Regions from separate parts of the Homo sapiens genome. Here region 2 is linked to region 1. The links are chromatin contacts, found by Hi-C or POLR2A ChIA-PET in ENCODE. All regions are on one chromosome and are shown on one strand. Each heading gives the region's core, a stretch centred on a gene start or an enhancer-like site at or near the end of the contact. The rest is flanking DNA. Distances are from core to core; before and after follow the strand shown. Region 1 holds the start of MAFK (MAF bZIP transcription factor K). Region 2 overlaps LFNG (LFNG O-fucosylpeptide 3-beta-N-acetylglucosaminyltransferase).

Evidence for each region. Hi-C counts contacts between places; a loop is a spot of excess contacts on that map. ChIA-PET counts read pairs that join two places held with the same protein, here RNA polymerase II (POLR2A). Pooled maps may share reads with other maps.
Region 2: a loop to region 1 is called in a map of PC-9, with 5 times the contacts of the local background. The contact joins the enhancer-like site here to the promoter of MAFK in region 1. A Hi-C loop is called at or near these places in 2 of 168 maps with a recorded cell type or tissue (CD14-positive monocyte and PC-9) and 5 of 50 pooled maps. POLR2A ChIA-PET finds 5 or more read pairs at or near these places in 2 of 52 experiments (H1 and WTC11).

Annotation. Positions count from the first base shown.
Region 1 is chr7:1,528,640-1,532,283 of GRCh38, reverse strand. MAFK (MAF bZIP transcription factor K) reads right to left here and starts at 1,582. Exons shown (of 3, transcript NM_002360.4): 1 at 1,386-1,582. RefSeq lists silencers at 863-992, 1,483-1,752.
Region 2 is chr7:2,528,279-2,531,922 of GRCh38, reverse strand. It overlaps LFNG (LFNG O-fucosylpeptide 3-beta-N-acetylglucosaminyltransferase), which reads right to left. Exons shown (of 8, transcript NM_001040167.2): 8 at 3,494-3,644. Among named protein-coding and RNA genes, the nearest start is that of MIR4648, 3.0 kb to the right of the region's middle. RefSeq lists enhancers at 1-630, 1,025-1,174, 1,606-2,579, 2,580-3,554 and silencers at 1,895-1,994, 2,515-2,574. Within about 2 kb of position 1,547, at least 23 of the 41 ENCODE cell types and tissues checked have a DNase peak (open chromatin) inside an H3K27ac peak, as active enhancers do; they include CD14-positive monocyte and PC-9, where a contact is called at or near this core.

The DNA.
Region 1 (3,644 bases), core at 333-2,832:
CGCCCACGGCTCTTTTAATGCTCCATGTCCCTGAAGACATTGGGTTTGGAGAAGCTGCATAGGGCACCCCACTCTGTGTTGGAGAACCCCTTACAACAACACACCGTGACGGTGAAACCTCAGTGCCAGTAAAGAGACCTGGCAGCCCACCCTGGAGAATCAGAGGGGTGGGAAGGGCGCTGCCAGAGCCGAACCACACAGATATCCCCTAGACCACGATGGGGGGCGGTGGGGGGCGTTTTGAGTCTCAGGATCTTCCCAAGGCCAGGCACCTGGCCAGAGATTGGCTGGCTGCCTGTGGGTCACCTGGTGAATGAATGGTGAGTGGATCTAATTTCTGCCTCAGCTACAAGAGCTACTTAAGAAGCAAGAAAACAGCATGCTCAGGGACGCAGGACACCAGGAGAGGGACACGGGAGGCCCCGCGAACACGGACACACACGGTGTGAGCGCGAGAATGCAGTGCAGGGCCACTGCTGTGTCCCAGGCGGACCCAGGTCAAGGGCCAAGGCCAGGCGGGGTCCTGGCTTTCTGGGTTTCTCGGTGGCGCCTGGTCCCACCCCCCAGGATCTAGAGGCTGTGCAGACGCAGACACACACAGTCACGGGCACATACACAGTTTCCTGAACTTGACAGAGGCACAGAAGAACTCACGCAGTGGGAGCGGGAAGAGGCCGGAGCCCCTGCCCCACACGTGAGCAAAGGGACGAGCCTTGGGGCCACTGTCACCTGCCCCCCTCCCGCCTCCCCACGGCCTTCCTTCCAGCAACCCTGGCAGGTGGGCGGCTGAGAGCGACACCAGTCCCAGGATCCCGCCTGTGGGGAGACCCGGTTACCCCCACCCCGTTCCCGGGCACGCGTGACCCCAGCCACTGGGCCAGAGCGCCGCCCGTCACCGGGAGGAAGCGCGGGGGGCAGTCCGGGGCCGCACGCGGAAGCCACGCTGGGGCGGAAGCCGCGGAGAATCCACGCGCCCGCGCCCTCCCCGCACCGCCCGCACGTGGCGCCCGCCCCGCCCCGCCCCCCGCAGGTGTGAAGGCGCGGGCCCGATGCGCGCCGCCGACCCGCGTGGATCCTCGTCCTCCCAGGTCTGGGGTCCGCGCCCTGGGGCCCCCGGCGCGGCAAGCATGGCCCGGGCGGCACGTGCAGGGGAGAGAGCCTCGCGTCCCGGGGAAGCCCCCGGGCCTGCGGGGCGGGGCCCACCTGGGCAGGTGCCCGGGCCGCGCCGCGGGCCGCATGAGGGTCTCGGGCCCCGCGCACCCAACCCCGCCACCCTCGGCCCGCGCCCCCAGGCGGCCGTGACTCAGCGGCCAGGTAGCCCCGGCCCCGCGCCCCGGTCCCCGTCCCCGCCGCGGCCCGGGCCCCGCTGCCCCACCGCCCCTCACCTGGCGTCGCGCGGAGGGCGCGGGCGCGCGGCGGCTCCTCGCGGGCACGCGCTGTCCTCGCGCCGGCGCTCACTGTCGCGCTCCCCTCGGCCGCCGCCGCCGCCTGGCGCTCGGGCTCCGACTTCGCGAAGAACAACAAGTGCCCCCGCGCCGCCCGCCGCCACCGCACCCGCCCGCCCGGCTCCCCAGCATCTGACACCGCTTCCGGGATCCGCGGCGCGCGCGTCACACCGCCCTGCCCCCCGGGCCACGCCCCCTCCCCGCCCCGCGGCCACGCCCCCCGGCCACGCCCTCCTCTCCCGCCCGGGGGGCCGCTGGCCCCGCGCGCACCTGCAATCCCCGCGCTTTGGGAGGCCCTGCGGGAAGATCTCTGGAGGCCGGGAGTTCAAGACCAGCCTGGGCAACATAGCGAAACCTCCCTTCCCCCATTCTCTGTCTCTATAAACATAAAAAACATTAAGGCCAGCTGGGAACGGTGGCTCATGCCTGTAATCCCAGCACTTTGGGAGGCCAAAGCAGGAGGATCGCTTGAGCCCAGGAGTTCCAGACCAGCCTGGACAACACAGTGAGACCCCCATCTCTACAAAAAAATTACAAAAATTAGTCGGGCGTGGTGGTATGTGCCTGCGGCCCCAGATATTCAGGAGGCTGAGGCAGGAGGATGGCTTGAACCTGGAAGGTGGAGGCTGCCATGATTTCATCACTGCACTCTAGCCTGGGTGACAAGGTGAGACCCTGTCTCAAAAAAACAAAACAAGCAAACCAGCAATGTAAAAATGGGGATAAGCGGCTAGTGATCACAGCCTCTGTGGGTGGGGCCAGCCCCCTTCTAAAGCCCCAGCTGGTGGTTGCCAGGGGACACAGCAGGCCCAGGATGGGGTTAGGGCACCACTGGCCCAAGGAGTCCTGTGAGGGATCCTCAGGTGGGGGCGGGCCCCTGAGGGAGCTGCCTCTGCTTCCTGTCACAGGTGGAGGACAGGCTGGAGAGGGGATCCGTCTGGAGCCCCTTGCCACGCTTCTGGGTCCCCAAGTCCCGCCCCCCTCTGAGCGCTGCAGGAAGAGGAGTTTCAGGCCTGGGCAACCGAGGGCCCCCCAGGACACCCATGGCATCTGCCCGGGGTTCTGGGAAGCCTGTTTTCTCAGCTCAGGTGGGACCCGGGAGCCTGTTTTCTCGGCTCAGGTGGGACTCAGGAGCCAGTGCAGGGAGGTCTGTGCATCTTCTGGGTGTCGTCCTTACCACCATGTGGCTGGGGATTTAGGCAGCAGCCCAGTGGCCTCTTGCTGTGGAGCGCGGGGGCAGCCTCCCGGGCCATCTCTCCCCCCCACTTGCGGGTTCTGCACTGGCCACCTGGGAGGCCCCTCCTTGCTAAGGCCCACACGGCCGTCTGGGGCAGCTAGCCACAGTGATGCCTGCAACCTGGCCGCAGAAACAGGTGCCAAGAAATAACTCAACAGCAGCAGTAGCGACAATGTCCCACGTCCCCAGGATGTTTGCAGAAAGACATCCCCCGGGGATGGGAAAGGTGCTTCCCTTGTCCTGGCCCACACTCTGCACTCGGGGTCCTGGGATGCGCTGGGAGCCTCCAGAGAAGCTGTGGCCATCTCCGCGGGACTCTTTACGTTACTCATGGTGTCGCTCCTCTAACCCAAATGCATTCTTTCCATAGCAGGCTTTTGTTACTAATCACACACTTTTATTATCTCTTTAATTTTTTAATTTGTATTTATTTATTTCTGAGATGGAGTCTCACTCTGTCGTCCAGGCTGGAGTGCAGTGGCACCATCTCGGCTCACTGCAGCCTCCGCCTCCCAGGTTCAAGTGATTCTCCTGCCTCAGCCCCCTCGAGTAGCTGGGATCACAGGTGCCCACCACCACGTCTGGTTAAATTTTGTTTTTGTTCTTGTTGCTGTTTTGAGATGGAGTCTCACTCTGTTGCCAGGCTGGAGTGCAGTAGCACGATCTCGGATCACTGCAAGCTCCGCCTCCCAGATTTAAACAATTCTTCTGCCTCAGCCTCCTGAGTAGCTGGGACTACAGATGCCTGCCACCACGCCCGGCTAATTTTTTTTTTTTTTGTATTTTTAGTAGAGACGGGTTTCACCATGTTAGCCAGGATGGTCTCAATCTCTTGACCTTGTGATCTGCCTGCCTCGGCCTCCCAAAGTGCTGGGATTACAGGCGTGCGCCACCACACCGGCTGATTTTTGTATTTTTCGTAGAGACGGTTTCACCATGTTGGCCAGGCTGGTCTCGAACCC
Region 2 (3,644 bases), core at 298-2,797, 1.0 Mb before region 1:
CACTCCTTGGTTCCTGTCGGAGCCAAGATGTGTCACCATGGAAACCGCTTGGCAAACGCTGGCAGGCAGAGGCGGCCAACAGCAGCTCTCCCGATCGAGCTCCGGGCACCGGCTGGAGCAACGTCGCGGGACGGCGTGAGCGAGCACACCCAGCCGTGTGTGACACGCGTGGGGACAGAGGCCGGGGCGGCTGCGGGAGGGCGTGCGGGGAGGTCAGGGCGCCCCGGCGTGTATGCGCCCACGTGCGCGCCTGTGCGTGTGCCAACAGTGCAGCCACATCGGAGCGCGTGTGCTCCGAGTGTGATGGCCGCGTGGGCCGGTGCAGGGTGTGTGTGGGGATGGGGGTGTCTGATTGGTGCTGTGACCTGCGGCAGCACAGCCGCCTGCGTTGAGTGCCCACGGTGGGCTGGACATTGCACTAGGTGCTGACAGGACCGGCAGAGGTGGCCACTGCCCTCGTCCCCAGCCTGCACTCCTGGGCGAAGGCTGACGCTGAACAGGTACTTGTAAGAGTCGCCGAAGTGCGTGCCGGGAGGGTTCTGGGAAGAGGCAGCTGTGGGGCCTGAAGCCTAAATGTGGGGTGGGAGGCATCCAGGCTGCGGCTCCAGGCAGAGGGCACAGCCCGGCTGTGAGCCACCACGCCTGGCCCCAAGGGCCTTCCTGTGTGTCCAATTCTGGGCTCAGAAGCAGGGGGTCACCCTGCAGAATATCTAAGAAGGCTGAGGCTGTGTGGGCACATGGACCCAGCAGGGAACAAGACTTGCCCATTGTTCTGACAGACTCGAAGATGGATCTGGCCCTGGTCCCTGCTTTCCCTCTGACCCCAGGCCCACCCGGCAAGAATGGCTGAAGTCACATAGCAGCCTGGCCCTGGCCCCTCTGAGCCTGTGGAGAGCCCTAGTTGTCTGTGATTGGGGAGGGGGGATCAAGAGACCCAACTGCATTGCCTGCCCTCCTTCCCAGGCTTCCAGTCCTCCCAGTGGATCCCACCTCTGCACCTTTGCCCAGGCTGTGCTGAGACCTGGAAGGCCCCTTCTCTCCCTACTCCATCTTGACAAAGCCTTCCTGCTTCAGCTCAGAGGCACCTCTTCCAGGAAGTTGGCCCTGATGGCCCCAGTGGAAGGGAAGTTCCTTTCAACTGAGTGGGGAGGCGCCCCACCCTAGCAGCCCCTCCCAGACCCCAAGCAGCCTTGGGGCTCCCCAGGCACTCGCCTGGCAGAACGGAAGCAGGGGTGGCGGCTGAGGTCTGCCACCCTCGCTGAGCGCCCTGCAGCCCCTGTGGTTGCAGTTTTACTTGTTTTGAAAGCCCCATTAATGATCAGAAGTTTGGGAAAGGGGGCCTGGCTGGGCTAGACTGGGGGGACATGGAGCCCCAGGGACCAGCCAGGCCCCTTTCTGACCAGACCTCTAATCTGATGTGATGGCACCACTGGTGGGTGGGACACAGCTGTCCCCAGAATGTACCTGGGGGAGGAATGACTTCACCTCCCCTGCCGGGTGAGTCACCTTCTGGGGGGTGGGGGGGCGGTGGATGGAAGAGGTCAGGCTGCCTCATTCCCCTAAGACACTGCTGGGCCTGCTTCCCCTTTTGAGGGCAGAGAAACGTCCCTCCCTCAGCTTGGAAGAGGAAGGGGCCAGATGCGCTGTCCTGTGCACCTTCCAAAACACCCCCTGACCTCCAGCACCCGGGGACTGCATTTACCTTTGTTCCCATTTGTCAGATGGAGAGGTCGAGGCCTCGGGAGGAGCCGGGCTTCCTCCCCACCCCACTTCTTGCTCCTCTGCTCTCCCCGATGCCCACTTAGCCCCCACTCCCACCCCGCTCCACACACAGGGACATATGAACATTAATGGGGACTCCCCAAGCCCTGGCAGGGCCCCCACAGCTGTATCCATGGGTCTGTCCGACCCCTGGGTCCAGCCACACCTCTGCCCCCGGGGCCCCACCAGCTCTGTGGGGAGGCGATGCCAGCTGCAGGCGGGGACAGCGTCGGGGCCAGGGCAGAAGGCCCCAAGCCTCTGAGTCAGCCGGGCAGGAAGGAGGCCAGCAGCCTCTGCCCGCAGCCTGTTCCGTCACGACCCCCCCGCCCCACCCCAGAGTCTCAGCTTCCTCGTTCAGAAGAGGGGCCTATGCCGTCCTATGAGAAGTGGGTGGGCACATGGTGGGTGCTCAGGGAGGACCACAGCCACCCAGACGGGGGTCAGGCCACGTGACGGTGAGGGCCCTCCATCCTCCCGCCATCCCCATCACTGTCCACACCCCCCAGGCAGCTGCTCTGCTGACTCAGGACCGTCCAAGGCCAAGGTGGGGTCACAGCCCTGCCAGCCGCCCCCAAGGCCAGGGTAGCCCCCAGCCAGGCTTAGAGTAAGGGGGTCTCTGCAGGCCCATTCAGCACGTCAGCACTCTTCTGGAGGGGGCAGCGACGGGGGAGGGCAAGGCACCCCCCCATAGAGAGGCACTTTTCACAGTGTGTCGTCTCCTTGGAGCAGAGTGGGGGGTGCAGAGGCACCAGGAGGGGGACCTGGAGCCCTGGGGTCGGGGGAAGCAGGGTCAGGCCAGAGCAGGAACTTGCAAGGGGCGCGGCCAGGGCAGTGCCAGGCCAAGGGTGTAAGCCCCAGGGAAGGGGTGGGGGCTCATGGTGAAGAGGAAGTGAGCCGCCCCGGGGCTGCCAGGAGGGTGAGGGGAGGGAATCCCCGCAGAGGCTGCAGCACCCGTCCCCTACTCAGTCACCCTCAAAGGCTGGATTTGAGGAAGGAAAAGCACCGCAGAGCTGCTGTATTTAAAAAACAAGCGTCTGGATCTCTGCAGGGGCTGGGACCAGCTGCAGTGGGGGCTCCGGCACTGCTCCTGCTCTCCAGGACTCTTCCCACCACCCCTGAGCGGGGTCGGGGCCTGGGGCCACATCACAGGAGAGGGAGGTGCAGCATTACCAGCTGTGGGGCGGCCGGACCCACGGCCTGCCTGGCTTGGAGTCTGAGCGCCTCCCCAGCCCACCAGCATGGCTGCTGGACCTTGGGCATCAGCTGCTCCGTGCCTCAGTTTCCCCACCTGCAAAGTGAGGCGATGATGTGGACTCTGTGAGCTCGTGGCAGGAGTGAAGTTGGATAAGGAGGCCCCAGGCCCGGTCACAGGAGTCACTGTCCCTCCTGCAGGGGCTGGGCTCCCCAGTGGCCAGACCAGGCCAGAGCCTTGGGGTTGTGCTTTTGGCTGGGACCTAGAGCCCCCAGCATCCTAGACCTGTTCCTCCTGGAAGCACAGGGCTCACGCTCCAGCGACCACCCTGACCCTGGGTGGGCCGCACCTGTAGTCACCAGCAGGCAGCTATAGTGACGCCAGGTTTCGTTCCAAAATAGTTGTCTCTAAGCGTTTCCTATCTACCTGCTCCATGCGGTGCACCCAAGGCCAAGCCTCCCCTTCACCTGTGTGCCTCTCCTGACCCTGGCTGCCCTGGGGCTTAGGCCCCACCTCCAGCCAAGACCAGGACCCCCAGGATTGCTGCAAAGAGCACCTTTATTCACAGCAAAAGGACGTCACCATAGCAACAACACTTCAATTCCCTGAGAACTTTTCCCTTATCATTCGCTTTCCTAGCTATGTCTTTGCAAAGAGAAAAACAACAAGAAACACAGCCCACGGGACAGGT